Regions from separate parts of the Mus musculus genome. Here regions 1 and 3 are each linked to region 2. The links are chromatin loops, found by intact Hi-C in ENCODE. Cell type or tissue: gastrocnemius. All regions are shown on one strand.

Region 1 (8,000 bases), 110 kb before region 2:
TTGACCACAACTAGGCGTTCTAACCATAAAGAGACACAGATACCAAGATGCCGCTGCAGGTTGACTTGGTGAGCTCTTTGACTATTGGGTAGTCTGGGGTGACCTCCTTCCTGGAAAGGTGGAAGCTTTTTGAAGCCATCCACGCCTACAATTTAGTCTGTGGCAGTTACATTAGGTGCATGATTTAGTGGGTGAGTATGGCTGTGATAAACACCACAAGCCAAACGAGTGGGGAGACAGGGTTCATCTGGCTTTATACTTCAAAATCACAGTGCATCATCAAAGGGAGTCGGGACAGGAACTCAGACAGGGCAGGAAGCTGGAGGCTGATGCAGAGGCTACGGAGGGGAGCTGCTTACTACTGCTTGCTCACACTGCCTTGTTCAACCTGCTTTCTTACAGAATCCAGGACCACCAGCCCAGGGATAGCACCATCTATAATGGACTGGGCCCTCCCCCCATCAGTCACAAATCGAGAAAATGCTCTACAGCCTTGCGTTCAGCCCGGTTTTGAAGCATTTTCTCAATGTTGGTTCCCTCTTCTCAAATGACTCTAGCCTGTGTCAAGTTGTCACAAGTAACCAGTACAGTGCAGGAGCCCACGAAAGGAAAACTAGACAGCAGGGCCTGTGTATGACTCGCCAACCTGTCAAGACCAGCTTTGTTTCCCAAATGTGCTCAGGTTGGCAATCTCATACCCAGAATCAAGCCTTCCTGTTTATTTTTTCAGTGTCCTTCACCTCACCATAGTCAACATTTTAAAACATTTTTATTTTTATATATTTATGTATAGGTATGACACATTTTCAATTTTTTTATACTTATATGTGTGAGTATGGACATGTGTGACGGTAACCCGAGTCCAGAAAGCCATTAGATGCCTTATGAGTATTGCTTCTCAACCTGTGGGTTGGTGGCCTTTTAACAACCCTCCTTCTCAACAAAAAAATGTACATTATGATTCATAACAGCAGCATCACAGTTATGAACTAGCAACAAAAACAATGTAATGGTTTGAGTTGCCAAATGAACTATATTAAAGGGTCACCGCATTGGGAAGGTTGAAAACCACTTACTACCTTAGAGCAAGCTGGTAGTTGTGAGCTGCCAGGGGTGCTGGGAACTGAAGTCTGGTCCTGCCCAAGAGCAGAAGGTGCTCTTAATCACCAAGCTACGTTCCCAGCTCCTCAGCCCAATATCTTTTTTTTTAAATATTTTTAAAGATTCATTTATTTATTATATGTAAGTACACTGTAGCTGTCCTCATACAATCCAGAAGAGGGAGTCAGATCTTGTTATGGGTGGTTGTGAGCTACCATGTGGTTGCTGGGATTTAAACCCCGGACCTTCAGAAGAGCAGTCGGGTGCTCTTACCCACTGAGCCACCTCACCAGCCCTCAGCCCAATATCTTAACATTCGCATTAACCCCAGCACTTGTTTTCACCACAACAAAGAGAAACATCTGTACAGCAGCATGGATGGCAAACGTGGTTCTATTGGAAGCCTCTGGGAGCACTGCTCTCACAATTCAGACCCACACACAGTCCTGCACGTGTAAACGCAATTAAAAAGAAATACTTCAGAAAGACATTCTGTTTCCAGTTTTGTTTCTGATGCAGGCGTGGGGGTGGTGAGGGCCGGGCCCAGGACTTCACAGAAGCTCGCAAAGCGCTACCACTGAGAAGGCTAGGCTGACTCCAGACAAGCTTCAGGAGACAGGCCTAAATATGTTTCCATGAACTGGACAAGTCCAGGCAAGCTCAAGCAAGTCGGCTACTAGAAAAACCCTTCAGGCAGCTAGTCGGAAGCTGTCGCGCCACCCAACCTGAGGCAAGGACAATGGCAAGGACAGCAGCACTTTTCAGCCGCCACGCCCCATAATGGCTCTGGGATGTCCCTAGATATGAACTCAACAGATTAAGATAGAGGTCACCTACCCAGAGTTCCCCTACTGTGCTTTAAATCAGGCCTGCGAGCTCACTTCGGGGGGGTCTCTCTGTCTTTATCTTGGTAGTGGGAGACCCCAGCATGATGGACTTCTGCAGAATAAAACACTGTGTTTACATACTACTTGAATCCCCTGTATCATTCTTCGGACAATCATGAACCCTTACACCATTAAGATGCCTATCTAGCCCTGCAGTCCTTTTGGAAAATACTTGGCTTTTGGAATTGGCTTTGAGGAAGACCACAACAGCCAAAGAGTAGGAAGCCAAATATTGCCGCTGATTATAGTTCTGAAAGTGTAAGACCCGAAAAGCCTTACGTCCGGGATGTCCCACTCACAGAGACGGAGATCGATGCAAAAAGCAAGAGGTTTATTAATCCACCCTGCTGGGGTCGTTCTGAAATCAGGATAGAAGCAACCCTGAGTAGCTAAAGCACACACCTTTTATACATTTTTTAGAGCAGTTCTCAGTCACAGTTTAGGGCTGGCAGTTTATCACTGGTTAACCTTTAACTGCATTAAGGGGGCAGACTTAAGGACCGGAGACATTGTGTGGGCTTTTCTATACAATCGGAAGACTTAGCACACCTTGCAGTGAGGCAAATTCTGGGAAAAGAACACATTTACTTAACTTTTTTACAACCATGGTCATTTTGAGCTACCACAAATCTTACAAAAGGAGTTTCCCACCGAGCCCCAAGGTCTGTAACTGCCTTCATGGCCAGTGTGATTCCTTCATTAATCCCTGCTGGTGCTCAATGTCCTGCATGGACGACAGCGGGATTCTGGGATCGGGAAAGATCAAGAGTCTGTAATTTGAGCTCTACCTTGCCTGGTTCAAGTTGCTTCCTCTGTTCCTGGGTCTTGAGGAGGTGGGTCCAAGGTGTTACTTGAGCGCTTGTATTGATTGGCCAACGAGGAGTTTGTTCTGTGAGTGAGGCATTCTGCCACTATCAGATCTGTTTCTTTTCCTGCGCATTTTAGGTACCTGTGTGTTCTTTGAAAGCAGATCCTAGAGCACAGTCCTTGGCCTCCAGGTCGCATTCATTGACTGCAGGAGTGGCAGGAGGACACCAGGACACGAAAAGACAGGAAATGGTGAATGCTGTTGAGCGTCCCAGGTGTGGGAGGAGGCAGCTGCAACCTGGAGGCGGTAAGGGATACCGCTGATACTGCTTGCCGCTGAGTCTGGTCTGTCCCCGCTGGCCCCTGCTGCTTCTGGCATCCTGCTAGAAGGAGCTGGGCCAGCAGGCAGAGCTTCGGGCCTTTCCTTATCTGAGCTTTGGGTGTTGCAACGTCTCTTAGCTTAGCGCGTGCTGCCCGGGTCCCCTACAGTCTGGGTCGTGAGTGGGCCGCCTTAGGAGTCGAACTGGGGCTTTTTTGCAGAGATGAGGGAGGGGGATCTACGTGGATGGTAGCTGTTAATTCACTGCCCTGCTCTTTACCTAAAACCTCGCCACACTCCCATGTAATGTCTCAGGATGCAGCTACTAAGAGTATCTGTGACTCTCAATATTATAAACAAACAAAACGGGGCAGAGAAGCATCCGGACACAATGACAGCCGGAGACCACTTTTTTGGAATAGCACGGCTTTATTCCCTGGATGAGTTGAGTGCACCTAACAGGGCTCGGGGACTTACACAGGAAGTTCAAGCTTTTTATTGGTTCGGTTCGGTTCCATTGGGAGCAGAGGGTTTGGGAAACTCCATATCCGGTCTTCTTGTTTCTGCAGGTAGAGCGGAATTAACGGTCATGCTGTGGTTAAGAACTCCATATGACTAGGCGCCTGCACAACCTGGCTCAATTTCTCATAAACCTCAAGTCATGAGCTAAACCTCAGCTGCAGTTAAGGTGGGGAAAACGACTGGATGCAGGATAGCTTAGAGTCATGGCTCTCTAGTCTTTTGTAAGGGGGTGGGGAGTTGGACTTTTCCAGACAGGGTTTCTCTGTGTAGTTCTTCTGGCTGTCCTGGAACCCACATTGTGAACCAGGCTGATCTCAGACTCAGAAGTCTCTCTGCCTCTCCAGAGCTGGGAGTAAAGGCTTGCACCACCACACCCAGCTTCAGGGCTCAAGTGTCTATCTGTTCCTTCTCCGATGCTTTTTCACACTGCCCGTGCTTAGCGTAGGTCTGCCTGTGGTTATAGATTATGCCTTAGGTTATAGCTGCCTGAGGCTTGATATTATAATTCACCCAGTGAATCTCTTCTCAGCTCCCTTTCTGTCAAACCTATAACATCATTCATCTTACAGTGACCACAAGAGCCTTGAGCCCGTTATGTCAGGCAACAGACAGACACGTTTGTGTTATTGAAGCTGGCATTCCCAACCTGTGCCCCAAGTCAGGCCCAGCCCCCTGTTCTCAGTAAGCCAATAAAGAAGAGCCAAATATTGGTGAAAAGCAGAAAAGATGCATTCAGTGTCTGTACATTGGAAAGTGTTAACGCCTGGGGAACTGCTGCCTGCCTGTTTAGCAAGCCACTGCATGCTGCTATTGCTGTCACTAGGAGACTTCCTCATGTCCAGGTTGATTGCATATTCTGTTATGTTCTGTGCTTTGGTGTTTTTTTGAAACCAATCACAATAAAGTCAGAAGTGCTTTGTATAGTTAGCCGCAATAAGCTTGGCCCTGAACCAATGGCCTGGTAGCACTGTGTATGCGCTTTTATGGTTTTTGCTTTTGTTGTTGATGTTGTTCTTAAAATTTTTTAAAAGATTTATTTACTTTGAATGTGCATTGGTGTTTTACCTGTATATTTATGCCTATGTGAGGGTGCCAGCTCTCCTGGACCTGGAGTTACAAACAGGAGTTGTAAACTGCCATATGGGTGCTGGGAATTGAACCAGGATCCTAAACTCTGAGCTATCTCTTCAGCCCATGATAAACATTTTTTTCTTAAGATTTATTTATTTATTATATGTAAGTACACTGTAGCTGTCTTCAGACACTCCAGAAGAGGGCGTCAGATCTCATTACAGATGGTTGTGAGCCACCATGTGGTTGCTGGGATTTAAACTCAGGACCTTTGGAAAAGCAGTTGGTGCTCTTATCCGTTGAGCCATCTCACCAGCCCCAACATTTTTTAATTATTTATTTTATGTATATGATTGCTCTATCTGCATGTAAACCTGTGTGCCAAATCCCATTACAGATGTTTGTGAGCCACCATGCGGTTTCTGGGAACTAAACACAGGACCTCTGGAAGAGTAGTCAGTGCTCTTAACAACTGAGCCATATCTCCAGTCCCTTGATAACCATTTTTAATGGTCACTTATTGTTGTGATTTATTTAAAAACAAAAACAAAAACCAACAAGATATGTTTGGTAGAGCTGAGTATGGTGAGGTGGGAGGGATGCATTGGTGGGCCCATGCTGAGGCATCCCTTCCTCCTGAGGTACCAGTCATACAATGGGTATAGTATAGAATAGAGTTTATTTATAGATATGGGAAAGGGAATTGAGGAGGGAGTAGAGACAGAGAATGACAGAGACAGACAGACGGACTGACAGGCTGATGGGGACGGGGGGAGTGGGGAGAGGGAGAAAGGAGTCAGGGAGAGAAGAGAGTCAAAGAGAGACAAGGGGCAAAGAGCAGTTTTTGCTTTTATAAGCTGCCCCTGGGATGGCTGTGAGTATTCAATAAATAAGAGAGACACCTACACCAATAGAAGAAGCCATTTGAAATAAGACTTCTGGCTGGAGAGATGGCTCAGAGGTTAAGAGCACTGACTGCTCATTCAGAGGTCCTGAGTCCAATTCCCAGCAACCACATTGTGGCTCACAACCATCTGTAATGGGAGGGAATTTAAAAACCTGTTTTGGTGTGTGTCTGAAGAGATCAACAGTATACTCACATACATAAAATAAATAAATCTTAAAGAAAGAAAGAAAGAAAGAGAGAGAGAGAGAGAGAGAGAGAGAGAGAGAGAGAGAGAGGAAGGAAGGAAGGAAGGAAGGAAGGAAGGAAGGAAAGAAAAGAAAGAAAGAAAGAAAGAAAGAAAGAAAGAAAGAAAGAAAGAAAGAAAGAAAGGAAGGAAGGAAGAAAGAAAAGAAAGAAAGAAAGAAAGAAAGAAAGAAAGAAAGAAAGAAAGAAAGAAAGGAAGGAAGGAAGGAAGGAAGAAAGAAAGGAGACTTCCATTTTGAGTAGGAGTTAAGTGAAATTTTAAGTTCTAAGACCACCATGGAAATTGACATCCTGTCATCCTGGTTGGCAAGTTAAGTCATGAATGTTAGGCAAGCAAGTCACTCTGCCACCATTGAATAACCCAACCAATGATGACAGAATAAATGTAATAAATAAGTAAGTAAGTAAGTAAATAAATAAATAAATAAATAAATAAATAAATAAATAAATAAATACATAAGACATATTCCTAAGGAAGTCCCCTATCCTTAGATCCTGATTAGTAGAATGGTAGAATAACTTGGCACAGATGTTTGTGGATTTCAAGTTTAAAAGCTCTGAAGGATTCTGGCTTTTGGGGGGAGGGGGGCAGGGGATGTTGCAATCAGCTCCATCAGTCCTGGGGCAAATACACAATAAACTCTTCCTGTCTGACTAAGATCTGTGTTCCTGTGGTTTGTGAAGAGATTCCTGGACCCCAGTAGAGGAAGAAGAGATCTAGGGAGGCCCCTATGTCTGTCTTCAAGGTCCTGAAGTGAGATCAGAGTGAAGTAGAGGCCAGGGATGTGCATGAGCAAACAGTGATGTTGAGGTCTGGTCCTGCACTGGCCCACCACTGGTGGGCTTCAGGCTCATCCTGCTAGGTCATCGGACAAATTGTTAGAAGGGTGTTAAATCCCTTTCTGAGAGACAGGCTCCCCACTCTGATTGGTGCCTTCTCCTTCTTTCAGCCTGAGATTCCTGAGGAAATTCCCATTTCTTCGAGGTCCACAGTTTCAGAGTCTCTTTCGAATATCCTCAGTTCTCCCAGGCAGGCTTCAATGGCAGAATTTATTGAATACCCAAATTCAACAGCATTGTTTCATTGGTGGCACTTTGCTTTGTAAGCCTGACCTTCCTTTCTTCCTGGCAAGTGCTCTTCATCCAGTCTTACAACTTGTGTTTTGAGATGAGTCTCACTGTGTAATTCTGCCTTCTCTGGAGCTTATTCTATAGACCACATTGATTTGAAATTAGAGATCTGTCTGCCTGGCCTCCACAGTGCTGTGGCTAAAAGGTGGTGCCACCATGCTTGGCCCTTTATCTCAAATTTTGTTGTTTGTTTTAAGACAGCTTCTCACTATTTGGTATTGGCTGGCTGCTACTCCCTGTGTAGGCAGAGCAGGCTGGCACTGGACTCACAGGATGTTCCAGGTTCTGCCTCCCGAGTGCTGGGATGAAAGATGTGCACTACCACACCTAGCCCTTTTATTCCAGTTTGAATCACTAACATCAGCTGATAGATTATTTTCCTCCAATCCAAGCCAGATTAGATTATATTAAAGGCAAGTAGGTTTATTGAGAAGCTGCTCTCAGGCTAGTTCACTGGTCCCAAGGACTGAGGCCAGGGGCGTGGTGGGAATAGAAATAAAGAAAAGGGCAAAGAGAGGGAAGAGGAGAGACCAAAATGTCTGGATTATAGAGGAAGGAGCTTCTGGGGGAAGCTCCCGGGCTGGAAAGTTCAAGGTTGGAAGCAGGGTGTGCCAGGTAGGGTCTGGTGGCTGCTGGGAGAACCTGGAGGCCAGGTCTGCTTTGGTGTGTAAAATATGCACCTCGGTCGCTTGTCTGGATCCGAAACCAAACTTCAACCAGCAGCTCTCACATTGACATTTCACATGAGAGACAATGTGGGTTACAGAATGGCTAGGAAATGGTTAAAGAGGCTGCAGAGATCAGTCTGACTTGAAGTCACAGGCAGCCTAAGTAGGTGAGGGAGAGTCTATAGGGGACCAGATCCGTTTTAGCAGTGTGGCTGCAGGGATTCCTGTGTAGCCTGGCACATGACCAGTTTCTGGTATGATTAAAGGGAAAGTTTTTGTTTTATTGCAGAGACGAGAGAGAGAACTGTCTGAGCAATCGGCATGAGTCAGGAGCAGAGAGAGAA
Region 2 (8,000 bases):
TCGAAGGCACGAACGACGTCATCGGGCCAAGAAATGCTATATCTGTAAGCAGTGTGGGAAAGCCTTTGCTTTTCCCACTTACCTACAAACACACGAAAGAATTCACACGGGGGAGAAACCGTACGTGTGCTTGCAGTGTGGGAAAACCTTCGCTCATTCTCGTTCCCTTAAAACACATAAAAGAACTCACTCGGTTAGGGACCTCTTTGTGTGCAATTACTGTGGGAAAACCTTACGTCATTACAGCTCTCTTCAAATTCATACAAGAATTCACACGGGAGAGAAACCTTATGTGTGTAAACCGTGTGGTAAAGCCTTCATTACTTACCGCTCCTTTCGAATACATGAAAGAATTCACACTGGAGAAACACCTTATGAATGTAAGCAGTGTGGCAACACCTTCATGCGTTGGATTCAGTTGCGAAAGCATGAAATAATTCACAGTGGGGTGAAGCCCTATGCTTGTAAGCTGTGTGGAAAAAGCTTCACTTGTTCTGGGTCCTTGAGAACACATGAAAGGATTCACACTGGGGAGAGACCCTATGTGTGTGACCAGTGTGGATATAGCTTTACTCGGTTAAATTCGCTTTTAAGGCATAAAATAACCCACACCGGTGAGAAGCCCTACGTGTGTAATCATTGTGGGAAGACTTTCCCTCGATCTGCGTCTCTTCAAAGACATGTCAAAATTCACACCGAGGAGAAACCCTATGTATGCAAACAGTGTGGCGTTGCCTTCCCTAGTTCTGCTGACCTCTTAGAACACGAGCAAACCCATATTGACGAGAAACCGTACATATGTGAGCAGTGCGGCAACGCCTTCGTGCTGTGGAGTCAGTTTCAGAAGCATAAAGCCCTTCACGCCGTCCCAGTGTCCTACGTGTGTAAGCAGTGTGGGAAGAGCTTCACTTCCTCGAGGTCCCTGAAAACCCACGAGAGAATCCACACGGGTGAGAAGCCTTACGAGTGCAAGCAGTGTGGGAAGACCTTCCTGTGGTCCTACTCCCTACAGAGACATGAAAAGACTCACACGGACGGGAAGGTCCACGTGTGTAAGCAGTGCGGGGAAACTTTCCCTTACGACAGTCATCTCCAGGTGCATGAGAAACTGCACTTTGACGATGAGCCTTTTAATTGTAAGTACTGTGGGAAGCCCTTCTTCACTCTGAACCATTTGCATAGACATGAATTACTTCACACTACCCTGGATTCCAGTGTTTTTTAGTCATGGGAGGATTTTTTTCCCCCGCTTTGTGGTTTTCATAGAAATAAGAGAAATCATACTGGAAAAAGACTGGATTTGTGCTAGCAATGTGGAAAACCTTTTGATTTGTTTCATTGAAACAAACGTGCGATGTCACAATGAGGAGAAACCTTTTTTTAAAACGAAAATCAATGTACAAATGGTTTTCTGAGCTTAAAGCTCCTTGGAATGCATCAAAGAGAAACGGGCCTGTGACTGCGAGCAGTGTGGTCGAGTCATCTGCAGTCCTGGATCTTGGAGGAGACAGGAGAAAACTCAAGCTGTAGAGAAACTTTTATGTGTATATGTGGTGTTGTATTAAAAAAAAGCCCTTTCTGCTTCCCCATTCCCTCTGAATATGTGGAAGGAGTCACTGGAGAGAAACCCTTCATAGCTAGGCAATCTTGGATAGTCTTGAGTTATCACATCCTCTTACAGACATGAAAGAACCTACTGTAGAGAAATCTTAAAAACGGGATTTGTGAACTCTTCATTATCAGCTTCATAGAACTAACAAGAATGTACGTGGGGAGAATTCCTATTAGTGGAAACCTCTATGAACACCATTTGGTTCAATGAACAGACAAGGAAAGAACTTGATCCGGAGTGCTAATCTTCTCAAAAGAGATGTTCAAGGTTTCATTTGGCACAGATGGTAACACATATCGGATGAAAACTTTTGCTGTTGAAAAACATTGGAAAATCTAGAGCAAAGTCCTTTGAAATTTTTTTCATGTTTAATCTGATAAATGTCAGTATTATGAAGGACTGGACATATTTTATTTTATTATTTTTTTTTTGTAGCATGCTCCAGGAAATGCACACTCTGGTGAGAATGTTATCAGTACAGTATTTTGTATTTATTGAAATGTTTCAGGGGCTGATAGGGATGAGTTAGCCTTTAAGAGCATCTTCTGCTCCTTCCAAAGGACATTGAGTTGGCCTTTAAGAGCATTTGCTTTTTAGCACCACGTCACAGGGCTCACAACTGCATGTGACTCTAGTTACAGGAGACACACTTGTACACATAAAAATAAAGCTTAAATATTTTTCTAGTCTTTTTTTTTCCAAAAAAAAAAAAACTTTTGTTGTATATCATGTTTACCCAGAACTGTTAATCTTCCAGCTTCCAGCTTTTGAATGTTTAAAATGAAATGTCTCTGCTTCCACATTCACCGTCATTAGCTCCTGCTTGAGAGTCCATCTCTTGGCTTGTTTTTAAATTTTACTCTACAAAAGCAAGCAGTGAGCAGAGCATTGAGCAATGTGGAATGGCGGCCTAATTACATGAACTGCAGACCAGTGAGACCTACATATGAAAAATGCTCACAGGAATAGAAAGTGCATTTTATTACATTTGTGACACTTCTTAAAGCAATCATGTATTAGTTTAATAGGTGATATCTTTTTGTATTTAATAAGTAGATGCTTCTCATTGTAAATTATGTTAGATTCATTGGTAAATTGATATTTGAAGTATGCCAGTCCACATAAATGTCTTTAAATGCATTTTAGTATTTATGTGTGAGCATGTGAGGGTATGTAGACATATGCCCATGGAGGCTAGAGTGCTTTGGAGATAGTATTACAGGAATTGTGACATGTTTGATGTGTGTCATGGGATCAAAATCCTAGTCTTCATGATAGAACAGTAAGTACTCTTAACTGCTGAGCCCCCTCAAACCCTGCATAAGTGTATTGTTTTTCAATCATGTTTAATGGGTAGTTTAAAAAATGGCTTTGTGAGTATTGGGATAGTCCTATTGGTTTTATTTGGCTAATTATAAGCATTTTGTGTATATGCTTATTTTTCACGAAAAATGTGTGTGTGTGTGTGTGTGTGTGTGTGTGTGTGTGTGTGTGTGTGTGTGTACGTACGTAGACGAGTGTGTTTGGAGGGCATTGTTTATGTGTTGCTGGTATGGTTGGTGGTGTTCACAAAGTGAGCAAAGTAATATATTGGGTGTCTTGCTCTATCTATCACTGTTATTCCCCCTAAGACAGAGTCTCACTGAGCCTGGAGCTGGGCAGCAGGAGCATTTCTTGTGTCTGTCCCCCCAGTGCTGAGTATAGAGACACTCTAGAAGTTGGCTCTGGTTCTTCCTCCCAGCATCATGTTCCCAGAAATAAGACTCAGACTCAAAATATATTTACAAATGCCTTAGCCATATTGCTAAGCTCTTTTCTGGCTAGATCATAACTAAAGATAACCCATTTATTTTAACCTCCATTCTGCCATGTGGGTGCTTACCTGTGCTGAGGTACCAAGCACCTGTCTAGTTACATCTTCCTGGGCAAATCTCCTACCTCTGGCTCTATTCCAGAATCCTTTCTGCCTCCTGGATGTCCCTCCTTGCATTTCCTGCCTAAGTCACGGCCCATGAGCTTTTTGATTGATCGGTACAATACAGAAGGTATCTTCTCTATAGATAACTCAGTCATTCCCAGCTTCTTATTAATAGGGAATGAAACTTGAGTCCTTATGACTGCACAGCAAGTGGCTCCCCACGTAGCCACCTCCTCAGGCCTAAACCAGTCTTAAATTGATTGTTTCTTTTATGTTGCTCTCTCGTGTGTTCTCACAATCCTGAGTATCTGTTCTTTTTGACTTTGAAGTATTTTCAAAATATTTTTTAGAATAGCAAATGTTAGGGTTGATTTTGTTTTGGTTTTCCTATTCAGAAGGTAGGAATAAGTATATTGTAATCATGGGTCAGCCTGTCTTTCCAAGTTGACTTATTTCTTTTGAGAATTTCATACACATATACAAGAAAAGAGAATCATGCATATCCACTGTTTCTCCTTCCAAGCCTTCCTATTTCTCCCCAACACCCCCTCTTAACTTTGTCTTTAAAAATAACCTGCTAGTCTAGTTAGTGTCGTTCATACATGCATGAGTCTGGGGCCATCTACTGGAGGATGGGGGACCTACCAGTAGTTACATCTTCACTAGTCATTCTCCACCCCCCAGCAGCTATTCACTACCTGTAGCTTCTCAGTAAGGGAGATGCTGGGATCTGGGCTGACTTAATCTTACAATGTAGGCCTTGTGCATGCAGTCACATTTGCTATGAGTTCATGATTATAGTAACCATGTCAAAAGAAAAAAAAAAAAGAACCCAGCATTTCACAGCACTTCTCCCTCCCTCTGGCTTCTGTATTCTTGTTGCTTTTTCTTTGATTGTCCCTGAGCCTTGCTGATGGTGGAGACTAATATAGCTGTCTCATTTAGAGGTACCCATTCAGTCTCTATAGCCCTTTGACCAGTTGTGCATCACTCCATTGACAGCTGTCCACTGGGAAAAGCAGCTTCTCTGACCAAAGTGGAGAGCAGTCAAGGTCTGTTGGTGTCAAGAGCTGAATGGATGGCAGGTACTCAGTGTTTAGAGTGTTTTTCTTTGTCTTTTTTCAGATGGTGTCATGTTACATGGCCTTGGCTAGCCTGGAACTTTCTATGTAGGCAAGACTGTTGTCAACTTGTGCTTAATCTTTATTTTTAAGTCACGAACTATTAGTGTGTGTGTGTGTGTTTATGTAAATATACTGTGTAAATTTTGCTTTTCATGTATATTTCATTTTCATTGTAATTTCTCTAGCTATTACACTAAGAGATTTATTGGTGTTACTGCCTTAGTAAAACCACGTGTTCAATACATTTACTAACTCGGTATACGTGGTGAGTGAGTGGCTCATCTATAAAAGGATTCTCCACATTACTTCTGGCAGAGCTGGTGTTTGGATTTAGGAGGTCTCAAAGGGATTAGTTCTGTAGTTCGGTGTCCCCTGTGTTGGATGCACTGAGGGGTAACTGAAGTTCTGCTCTTGTAACCATAACAGTTGCTACCCAGGAGACTGAGTGCTGGATTTAAGGGAGTGCGATTCATGAGGTATGCTGTGTGATTAGTCCACCAGTGAGTTGGAGGTACTTTCCTATTTCATGAATCAAAATGTTTCACAGTTTTTCAACTTAAGAATGCCTTGTAGTCATTCAGGAACATTGTTCACTGGTTGGAGGCTTGGAACATGTCCTTGAGTGGCAGAAGATGTGTCTAGCTGTGTGAGGTGAACAACAGTGTTCTGGATCATTTTTGCATTTCTTAGTTTCTTTTTAAACACTAATATTTACTATAAGATGATGGATGCAGTTGTCCGCATATATAGGTGTGCCTAGAGTTTCCATAACGTTACATTATGATAAGTAAAGTGCGAGGTCAAGAAAAGCGCTTTACACTCAACCTAGTGGTCGGCACACCTTAGCCTAGTCTACAGCAACAGTTTTGGCCGCACTTACGTTTTCTTTATGTTGGAAAAAGGGGCTTTTTCTTTGTACATAATTTTTTTATTTCAATGTTTTTTTAAATTATTAGCTCGTATGTTGGCAAAGTTATAGGTTTTCAAATGACATTGTAACCCAGGTTTCCATGTACTTTAACCATAACCACTAACTGTTTTTTCTGGTTCCGTTTCTTCTTCCCAGTGGGTCTGTTCTCCCAAGTAGACTCCCTTAGTTCATCTCTCTAGTTTGTTTACATTTTGATTCTGTTCGATATAGAAGGGACACCATTTGGAACTGAGTTGACAACTTACTATCAATCTCCAGTTCCATCCAGATTCCTGCCAATAACAATTCTTGGTGACCAAGAATAGTCTATGTTTCTTATATAGCACATTAAAAATTGAAAAATTTTAGTTTATCTATTGATGGGCACTTAGGCTGAGATGGGCACTTGGGCTGATCCTATAATTGAGAGCAGTCAGCAGTTGTGTAGGAACAGGAGCACAAGTGTTTCTAGTATTATCTGACTTAGATTCCTTTTGTTGCATACTAAGCAGTAGTACAGCAGGATCATAAGGTAGTAGTATATTTTGATTTTTGATGAAACTTCTGTTTTCCAGAGTGACCGTGCTAATACACATTGCCAGGAGCAGCCGTACATTCTCACCAGTTTGTGTTATAGTTTGGTTTCTTGATAGCTATTCACACTGGGGTAAAGTTAATTGTATTGAGAATTTTCATGTATTTATTGGCTATTCGTACATTGTTTGAGAATGGATTGTTTCTACTTGTGTTGATTCAGTTACTTGTTTATTTGTAATATAATTTTTGTTGCCTTGTACTGGTTTTCTCATTGTGTGTTTCGTGTACCTAAAATTGCTTTTAAGCTTGCTGTGTGTGTGTGTGTGTGTGTGTGTGTGTGTGCGTGTGTGTGTGTGTGTGTGTGTGTGTGTGTACTTTTTGTCTGTATGTTAATCTCTTGTCAGATGAATGAGAGTCCAAAGATATTCCCCCACCCCCAACTCTGTGGCGCGCTCTCTCTCTCTCTCTCTCTCTCTCTCTCTCTCTCTCTCTCTTAATAAAGAATTGTTTCCTTTTTCTTTATAAAAGCTCTTTAACTTCTTGCAGTGATTAACTCCCATTTATACTTTGGGGGATTTTGTTTGTTTTTGTTTTTAATATGGGTTCTTGCTTTGTAGGCCTGTCTGGACTGGAATTTGCTGCATACATGAGGGTAACATCTAATTTACAGCTCTCTTCCTTCCTCTGCTTTCTGGGTGTTAACATTATAGTCCTGAGCCTCTAATGTCCATTCCCAATTTGTCATACTTCCTGTAAACTATTAGATTGAGAATGCCATTGTCCACGCCTATAGCTTCATGTATTCTGTAGATTTCCCTCTGAGTTTCAAGTTTTGTAGACCTTATGTTAAGCTCTTTGGTTCACTTTGTGTTGCTTTTATACAGAATAATAGAGGGATTTAGGGCTACTCTTGTACATACAATGCTGATTTCCTATTGAGGCCACTTCTTATCCTTAGCGTGATTTGGGTGCCTTTGCTGAAACCAGAAGGAGTGGCTCCATGGTTGTTCTGGGACCCTTCCATTGCTCCGTGTGTCGGTTTTTAAGTTATACTATTTCACTCTGCTTTTAGAGCATAATTTAAATTGGTGTAGTAAGAACTCTAGCTAGCATTACTCTTTTTGCTCAGTGTTGCTTTGACCATTTGGAGTGTTTGGGTTTTCTTACAGTTACAGGAGTGTGTTCTCTATTTCTGGAAATAATGACATTGGAACTTTGAGGGGCATGTGTGAAGTCTGAACAGCTTAGACTTTTTCATATTACTATGGTGGTGATTTGTGAGCATAGGAATGGTTTCCCTTTTCTAGAGCATTCAGTCTTCAGTGTTTTTAGATTGTCACGATGACCTCAGCTTGACTAAGTTATTCATAGGTATATTTGACTTTTTGTCTGGTCGCTTGTTTCTTGGGCTTTTGGAAGACAATTTTAAAAATTATTTTATCACCATTTTCATTATATAAATGGCTACTTGGTTTTTCTAGACTGACTTTATTGTACTACTTTGGTGAAGTAATGATTGGATGTAAGAGTCTTGGTGCGGCACTTTGGGTCTTTTAAGACTATGAACATAGGAGCAGTCAAGAGCACTGGCTCTTTTCCTAGAGGACTGAGGCTTGATTCCCAGCACCTGTGTGGCACCTCACACCTGTAACTCCAGTTCCAAGGAATCCAACACCCTCCTCTGATCTCTGGGCATCAGACATGCGCATGGTGCACAGATAGACAGGCAGGTAAAACACCCTTACCAGGTAATAATAATAATTTTAATAAGATGATCATATTATCTATAAATAGAGATTTGGCTTCATTTTGCTTCCATTTTTCTTTCCTCCATGCTCAGGGTTGAACCAAGGAGCTTGTATGTGGTAGGCAAGAGGTGTACCACTGAACTGCAGCCGC
Region 3 (8,000 bases), 120 kb before region 2:
TCTTGCTTTTGTATCTATCTGTGTTTTGGTGTTTCATTTGGGGCATCTTGAAGTAAGTACCACTGACAGAGGGTCGGGGTCTTACAATATGTCAACACATGGGCTTGAATTGAGCTATTAGGATTGACTGGGAACTAGATGCCCCTGCCTGAGGCAGTTCATCTTTAGCAGGGATGAGAAGATCTGTTCCTCTGGTAAACAGAAACCAGCCTTTAGGCTTGCTTACCCAATAAAATGTTTTCTGTTTAGGACATTGTCAACACGCACTGCCATTTTGGGGGCTGCTCTGGACCTAACAAAGATAAACAGAATACTAGATGATTTAGTAAATGCATGGTTGTGCAGCCCCAGCTGACTGCCAGAGAACAGAACTCATTGCATCCACTCAGAGAACATAGAAGGTTTTTATAGCAGGTGAGTGAGAGGCTATTTAATCTTACTGCTGGACCATTTGTGTGGGGTTTCTATCTGAGGGGGAGAGCTAGATTTTTCTAGCACCCAATACCCTGTTTACACTGGCCATGTAGGGTCAGGTGCCATGTGTCATTCGTCGGAAGGTCAGTTGTAAATGTTTGTAGGAGACACTGTTGTGTGGTACCCACCAGAGAAGGCCACTCGGACATGGGTGTTAGGTAATAGAAAGACTTTATTAGCTGCCCAGCAACGTCACTGGGTGTTTGGGACCCCTGTATTGTTCTCAATCCTTCTCAAGGTAAGATTTTGTGCATAGGAAACCTGTCCTGGGTTGATATACTTCCGTTCACAAGAACAATTAACCAGAAACAGAACTTTAAAAAGCCCAAAAGCAAGGTCAAGACATTTAGAGACTTTCTCAGAACTACAGACTTTGGTGGAGTAGGACTTTGGTTTTGGTAGATTTTACTCTCTACTTGCTGAATTTTACAATTCCATCCTGGAATCAGTTGTGCTAAGGTCTGAGGACCAACTAAGGTCTGGGGTTCTATTGCAACATTGTAAATCAAGGGGTTAAGCTGAGCAGTCAGGGTCTAATTTCTTTTTCTTTCTTTTCTTTTTTTTTTTTTTTTTGCTATCATTTTTTGAGAAAAAAAAATCTCACTATGTAACCCTGGCTATCACAGAACTCACTATGTAAACCAGGTTGGCCTTGATCTCACAGAGCTTGTGTATGGGACAATCCACTGTACTATCACATCTAAGGGTTTAATTTTTTAATAAGTTTTATTTTTAAAGATTAATTTATTTATGTTCAGTACAAAAGGATAGGTGGATACTTGTGGGCTCAATGTCTGATTGGTCTACACAGCAAGACAAAGACATTTAAGGCTTCCAGGTTACATTAAGAAACCCTGTTTTTGTTTTGTGATTTTAAGATTTAGTTTTTAGCCTGGCGGTGGTGGTGCACGGCCAGCCTGGTCTACAAAGTGAGTTCCAGGACAGCCAGAGCTATAAAGAGAAACCCTGTCTCGAAAAACCAAAAAAAAAAAAAAAAAAAAGATTTATTTTAAAAAAAGATTAATTTATTTATCTCATGTATGTGAGTACACTGTAGCTGTCTGAAGACGCACCAGAAGAGGGCATCGGATCCCATTACAGATGGTTGTGAGCCACCATGTGGTTGCTGGGATTTGAATTCAGGACCTCTGGAAGAGCAGTCAGTGTTCTTAACCACTTGAGCCATCTCTCCAGCCCCATGGTTTAATTTTTTAATGTGCGTTTTTGTGCTTTTTTTTTTTTTGCTATTATTTTGAGCCAGTTTTTTGTATAAGTTCTGCTTTCTCCATAACTTGGTAACTTGAATGACATGCATTGATTGTTTGTGTGTTTTTATGTTATTGGTTGAGTATGGGATCAAAAAAGCCACCTGCCTCATTCCAAATTTTGAGGTAAGAAAAAAACTGTCTAGTAGGAAAGAAAGTCATTGAAGGAAAATGCAAGAACAGACTCAGTTTGACCTGGTAACAGTGTTCAATGGGTGTGCTTGACTGTTAATGTGACACATCTAATTCAGATCTCTCAGTTGAAAAACACACCTATAATCTAGATATTTTTGTTGTTGTTGTTGTTGAATGGAGAAAACACATGCTTTTAAATCCTGTTCTTGGGATAGGAAGACATACCTTTAGTCCAGATCTTTAATCCAGATCTAATGTGGGTTTCTGCTTCTGCTGGAAGCCTATATAAGGACATGGGAGAAGGAAGCTTTTATTCTTTGCCTGCTTGCTCTTGCCTTGCTTGCAAGTCCATTTCTACACTGGCATTAGAGCCTAGCTCTTTGTGACTCTGATATCAGTTGAACACCAGCTGAGACATCCAGCCTTGTGTTCTGAGCAACTACTGGGTTCTTGGACTTTCTGTTCAAAGTCAGTCATTGTTGGACTAGTTAGACCACAGCCTGTAAATTATTTTATACATCTCTCTCCCGCTGTGTGTGTGTGTGTGTGTGTGTGTGTGTGTGTGTGTGTGTGTGTGTGTTCTGTTATGCTAAAGAACCATGTGGTGGTTTGAATTGCTTGGCAAGGCCCAGGGAGTGGCACTTTTAAGACTTGTGGCCTTGTTAGAGGAAGTATGTCATTGTTGCAGTGGACTTTGAGGCTCCTAGTGTTCAAGCTCTGCCCTGTGCAGAAGAGAGTCCCTTCCTGGCTGCCTGGAGAAGACAGTCTCCTCCTGGATGCCTTCTGATTAAGATGTAGGACTCCCAACACTTACAGTACCATATCTGTCTGGAGGCTGCCATGCTTTCCACCATGATGATAATGGACCGAACCTCTGAAACTGTAAGCCAGTCCCAATTAAATGTTTGCCTTTATAAGAGTTGCCTTGGACATGGTGTCTCTTCACAGCAATAAAACCCTAATTAATACAAACCCTAACACACAGCAAGAGCAGATGTTTATTGGTCTGAGAAAATAAGGCCTCCAAACCTGAACACATCACAAAGGCTCTGAAAATCCGTTTTTGCAGTAGAGAGCAGGGCAGGAGGGCACTGATTTCAACAGGCCCAGAAACTGGTTTTCTGGGTAAACATTTTTTGTTTTTGTTTTGTTTGGTTTTTTGCTTTTTGTTTTTGTTTTTGTTTTGTTTTGTTTTTTTTTTTTTGAAACTGCAGGGTGAGAGACAAGTCAGGTTGCCTATTTTTGTCAATTTGTTTGTTTGTTCGAGACAGGGTTTCTCTGTATAGCCCTGGCTGTCCTGGAACTCACTCTGTAGACCAGGCTGGCGTCGAACTCAGAAATCTGCCTGCCTCTGCCTCTGCCTCCCAAGTGCTGGGATTAAAGGCATGCGCCACCACCACCTGGTTATTTTTGTGAATTTTATTGGTGGAATAGTTCGCAAAGTCTTGTACAGACTGGCGGTATAGCGGTGGGATGTGGGAAGATGAGAGCGGGCTGAGAGGTTTCCTTTAATAAGGCCCTTCCTCCTAATCCTACTCAAAGCAGCTCTTAAGAGTTGTCTCCGTGACCAGAGTCTGGAATTCTCTTGCTCTGACCCCATTCTTAGGAGGAAGAATTAGGAACGGCTCACTGTGAATTGTTACAAGCAAGAGAACAAACTTCGCTTGCATGCACACAGTCACCCAGACAGGGCTAGAACGCAGGGGTCTAGAGTGAAATCTGCTTGCTAATTTGCCTAATAAAACTTGTATGCCCTGTCACTAGCGCTCCAGGACCTGAGCCAAGGGCTCGCTGGCCTATCCGGAGAAAGGTTAGGCTCGCTGGCCTATCAGGGTAAAGGTTATTACTTTAGTGTCTGAAGTGTCCAATGAGAAGTACGCTTCTTGCATGAGGGGCTTTGTCTGACCGAGGTCTGTTTCCTTAAACCCCCTCCCCAGCCCCCCAAATTAGGCATGTTTGTGTTATTTGGAAGTATGTCCTAGATGCCAGGCCTAGATATCAGAGTCGCCTTCACTGACAGCAGGAGCCGCAGGAGCACACCAGGACACTCCGGGGCTGGAAATGGTACGTTCGGCCTGTGACTTAGATGTGGGCAGGATGCTGCGGCAGCAGACGGAGACCGCAATGGGAGCAGGTCTTGCAAGACAGCTGAGTCTGCAGCGGAGTCTCATCTGGCTCCGCTGGGTCTTGCCGCTCCGATTCCGCTGGGTGGAGCTGGTCCATCAGACAGAGCGGTGGTCTCTTCCTCTCTGAGCGCTCAGCGCTGCAGCGTCTGGGGTCAGCTGGGCTTCTCCACCAAGGTCTCGGGAGGATCCTGAGGAGCCAACTCTGGGAGTTGGATTGGGACTCTTCTACGGGGGATGAAGGTGGAGCTGCGTGGATGATGAAGGTTAGGACACGAGTCCTATAACTGCTTCGTCCTCCCCTGAAAATCTCGACACACCCTATGCAGTGTCTCAGGGCGCAGCTACCCAGAGGACTTTGTGATTCTCAGTGTTGAGAGAGAGAGATGGGGTGGGGGGTGCCGGGGTGTGTGTGTGCGGGGGAGGGGGGTTAGACATATTGGAGCAGCGAGTGGCCCCATCCTTTCTGGAATAAATGCCCATAGTGCAGTGACTCTCAACCTTCCTAATGTTCATTTTGTGATCCCATCCATAAAATTACCTTTGTTGCTCCTTTATAACTGCAATTCTGCTACCGTTATGAACCGTAATGTAAACATCTGATATGCAAGATATCTAACATACAACCCTTGAGGCTGGTACTGGTCCTGGACTCACAGATCTGCCTAGTTCTGCTCTCCAGTGCTGGGATGAAAGATGTGCACTTCCACACCTAGTGATTCCAGTTTGAATCCCTAACATCAACCAGCAGATCACACGGGGACATTTCACACAACCAGAGACAACACAGGTTACAAATGGCTAGGAAATAGTTAAAGAGCCTGCAGAATCCGTCTGTCCTGAAGACACAGGTAGAGAGCTGAGGTAGGTGAGGGGGGAGTCTCCAGGGGACCAGCTAAGGCTTGGCAGTGCAGGTACGTAGATGCCAAATGCCTCTTGGGAGGACAGGCTATTGGATGGTGACTTTCAGGTGGGCTGAATATTTTGCCACGAAGAAACTGCTGTGGTGAGGGACATGGTGATCCAGGAGTTGACAATTTTGCTGGCTTTTGACAGCTGACCCTGCCACTCTCTGGTTTTAGTCTCAGGTAAGAGGGTTCCATCTGTTGTGGACCAAAAGCCCCTGTGTCTGGTGTTTCTGGTATGATCTGGTATGAGTGTTGCTACTTATTGACACAGTTAATGTCTCTTGGTGTGCTGGCAGATTGTGGTTTGTGTGTGTGTGTGTGTGTGTGTGTGTGTGTGTGTGTGTGTGTAAACAAGCTGGACTTGTGTAAACAGTCCCCCTTTCCTGGTACTGTTACTCTGTAGCAAATCAGGTCAGTATGGTTGTTGTCCAAGGTGACACTCTTCTAGGCTAGCTCTGACACAGAGGTTGTGATATTCTGCACAGCAGAGTGACCTAGAGCAGTCCCTGCCCGCCCTCTACCTTGTCTCCGTGTCACCCAGAGATGCTTGCTTTTTCATAGGCGTGCCACAGAGTTAAAGGATGTTTCCTCTGAACTCTGTCATTTGTGTCCTTGGGCGCAGAGTGCCTAGAACTAGGAGTAAATCTGTGATTTTGCAAGTCTTCCTGACATTGCCAAACTCACTGACCTCTCCTCCCATTGATTGGGGACCCTGCGCTCAGTGCAATGGTTGGTTGTGAGCATCTGGATCTGTCTTTGGAAGGCTCTGGCAGGGCCTCTCAGGAGACAGCCATATTAGCTTTCTTTCAGCAAGCATTTCTTTGTATCCACAGTAGTGTCTGGGTTTGGTGACGGTATCTGGGATGAATCCCCAGGTAGAACAGTCTCTAGATGGCCTTTCCTGCAGTCTCTGCTCTACGCTTTGTCTCCATATTTGCTCCTGTGTGTATTTTGTTTCCCTTTCTAAGAAGGACCGAAGCACCCACATGTTGCTCTTCCTTCTTCTTGAGCGTCATATTACTTTTTTTGTTAAAGATTTATTTATTTCATGTATGTGAGTACACTGTAGCTGTCTTCAGACACACCAGAAGAGGGCATCGGATCCCATCACAGATGGTTGTGAGCCACCATGTGGTTGCTGGGAATTGAACTCAGGACCTCTAGAAAAGCAGTCAGTGCTCTTAACCACTGAGCCATCTCTCCAGCCTGAATATATAACTTTTAACATGTCTTTCCCTTTTCTCTCTCTCTCTCTCTCTCTCTCTCTCTCTCTCTCTCTCTCTCTTTCTTTCTTCCTTCCTTCCTTCCTTTTTTTTTTTTTACTTGATGGTTCATTTTTGTATGTTTGGTATTTAAAGAATTTAGGATCTTTTTCCTCCAAGATTTATTTGTGTGTGTGTTGACATCATGTGTGTGCGGTGTGCATGTCTGATACCTGTGGAATTCAGAAGTTACTGGATCCTCTGGAAGTAGAGTCAAGGACAGTTGTAACAACCATGATTGGAACCAAACCCAAATTCTCTACAAAGCCAGTGAGTGCTATGAACTTCTGAGCCGTCATTGCAGCTGCTGGGTCTCTTTATTATTTTTATTTTTCCTCTCAATAGAAGAAGTTTATGTTTTAATGAAAACATTATGGTTGCATCTAAAATATACCTGAGACACACAGACTTGCCAGGAGTCCTACACACCTGTTCTTAAGTAACTTGAAATATGCATTATAGATTTAAGTCTTTTGTTGAACAAAGAACTCTACTAACTCTGGGGTGCATGACCATAGCTCAGACCTGGAGAATTTAAGACTCCCCATTTTTCAAAATGGTTCAGAGGACTGTAACATTCCCTTTCTTCTTTCTGACTCTGTTGAGCAAGCTTTCTTTCCCACTTTGGGCTTGCCCTCCGGTATTTCGGCTTCCTTCTATTTTCTCTAAAGGGCTCCTCTCCTCTGTGCAGCTGTCTGCACTGTGGAGCGGACCTCCCTGCCAGTTTATATGCCCTGGCTGTTCTCCCCTCCCTCCCGTTCTCCTGTCCATGTACCTGCTCACATCTTACAAGTGACTTGCACTGAAGTTTTCATTTAGACTCTGAAAAGATGTCCTTGAGCTTTAGCCAAACAAACAAACAAACAAAGCCTCGTCTTCTTTGGACATCCAAGGGCAATGCTGAGAGCAGTGCCAAGGTTTTATGGGGTGGGGGTACCTCTGGGACACTCCTGACCAACAGCTTCTGGCATGGGCTTTTTATTTGACAACCTGTGGCTTCTAGCAGGGAGCACAGTGCCTGGGTAGGGGACTGGTTGTAGACGTTTATTATAGACATTCATTTGCAGGTAATAAATTTGGTCAATTATTTGTTTATTTTTTTCCAAGACAGGGTTTCTCTGTGTGGCCTTGGCTGTCCTGAAACTTGTACTGTAGGCCAGATTGGCCTCAAGCTCACAGACTACTCTGCCTCTGCCTCCGAGGGTTGGGATTCAATGTGTGTACAACCACTGCCCTTCCAAGAATTTTACTTTAATGTGTGCTTTAGGAATTATAGAGGTGACATGTTGGTGAATTAGAGCTCTGTCTAAAGACATATGTCATCTGTCCCTTTGTTTAATGATTTAGTAGAATTCTCACATAAAAGTGGTGTGATGGCTCCATTGTTTATCAACCTGGCATACCTGGGGAGTGAGGATCTCAACTGAGGAACTGGCTCCACCAATCTGACCTTGCCTTCAGGGCCTTTTCTTTTTTTTTCCCTTTCTTCCTTTCTTTTTCTCTTCCTTTCTTTCCATAATTTAGAAGCCTGAGTCTTAAAGAATTTTTTTTCTATTTATTTATTTTATGTGTATGAGTGCCCTGCAGCTGTCTTCAGACACACCAGAAGAGGACATCAGATCCCATTACAGATGGTTTTGAGCCACATGTGGGTGCTAGGAATTGAACTCAGGACCCCTGGAAGAGCAGTTAGTGCTCTTAATCGCTGAGCCATCTCTCCAGTCCCCAGAGCATTTTCTTAAATGCTAATTGATGAAGGAGGGCCTAGTCCAGTGTGGGTGTTGACATCCCAGGAAGTAGGGGCTCAAACGTGGAGGAGAAGAATAACCCAAC

Evidence for each region. Hi-C counts contacts between places; a loop is a spot of excess contacts. Peaks named below come from ENCODE experiments on the same cell type or tissue, not always from the same donor. Only the 100,000 strongest peaks of a DNase experiment are listed, where the experiment ranks them.
Region 1: it touches region 2 in a loop (2.3-fold over the local background); 4 of 42 quality-filtered maps call a loop at or near these places.
Region 3: a loop joins it to region 2, with 2.6 times the contacts of the local background. A loop is called at or near these places in 3 of 42 quality-filtered maps.

What each region holds. Positions count from the first base shown.
Region 1 is chr17:32,872,810-32,880,809 of GRCm38, reverse strand. Zfp870 (zinc finger protein 870) reads left to right here. Exons shown (of 4, transcript NM_207245.2): 4 at 1-1,589. Among named protein-coding and RNA genes, the nearest start is that of Gm50050, 12 kb to the right of the region's middle. In gastrocnemius, no CTCF peak of the experiment used is centred here; a DNase peak (open chromatin) is centred at 3,142.
Region 2 is chr17:32,767,577-32,775,576 of GRCm38, reverse strand. It overlaps Zfp871 (zinc finger protein 871), which reads left to right. Exons shown (of 4, transcript NM_172458.3): 4 at 1-8,000. The coding sequence ends at 1,225. Among named protein-coding and RNA genes, the nearest start is that of Zfp871, 17 kb to the left of the region's middle. In gastrocnemius, a CTCF peak has its summit at 4,143 (motif pointing left); no DNase peak of the experiment used is centred here; H3K27ac peaks cover 1,360 bases.
Region 3 is chr17:32,887,379-32,895,378 of GRCm38, reverse strand. It overlaps Zfp870 (zinc finger protein 870), which reads left to right and starts at 3,776. Exons shown (of 4, transcript NM_207245.2): 1 at 3,776-3,938. The coding sequence starts at 3,936. In gastrocnemius, a CTCF peak has its summit at 4,066; DNase peaks (open chromatin) are centred at 3,700 and 4,014; H3K4me3 peaks cover 2,066 bases; H3K27ac peaks cover 2,007 bases.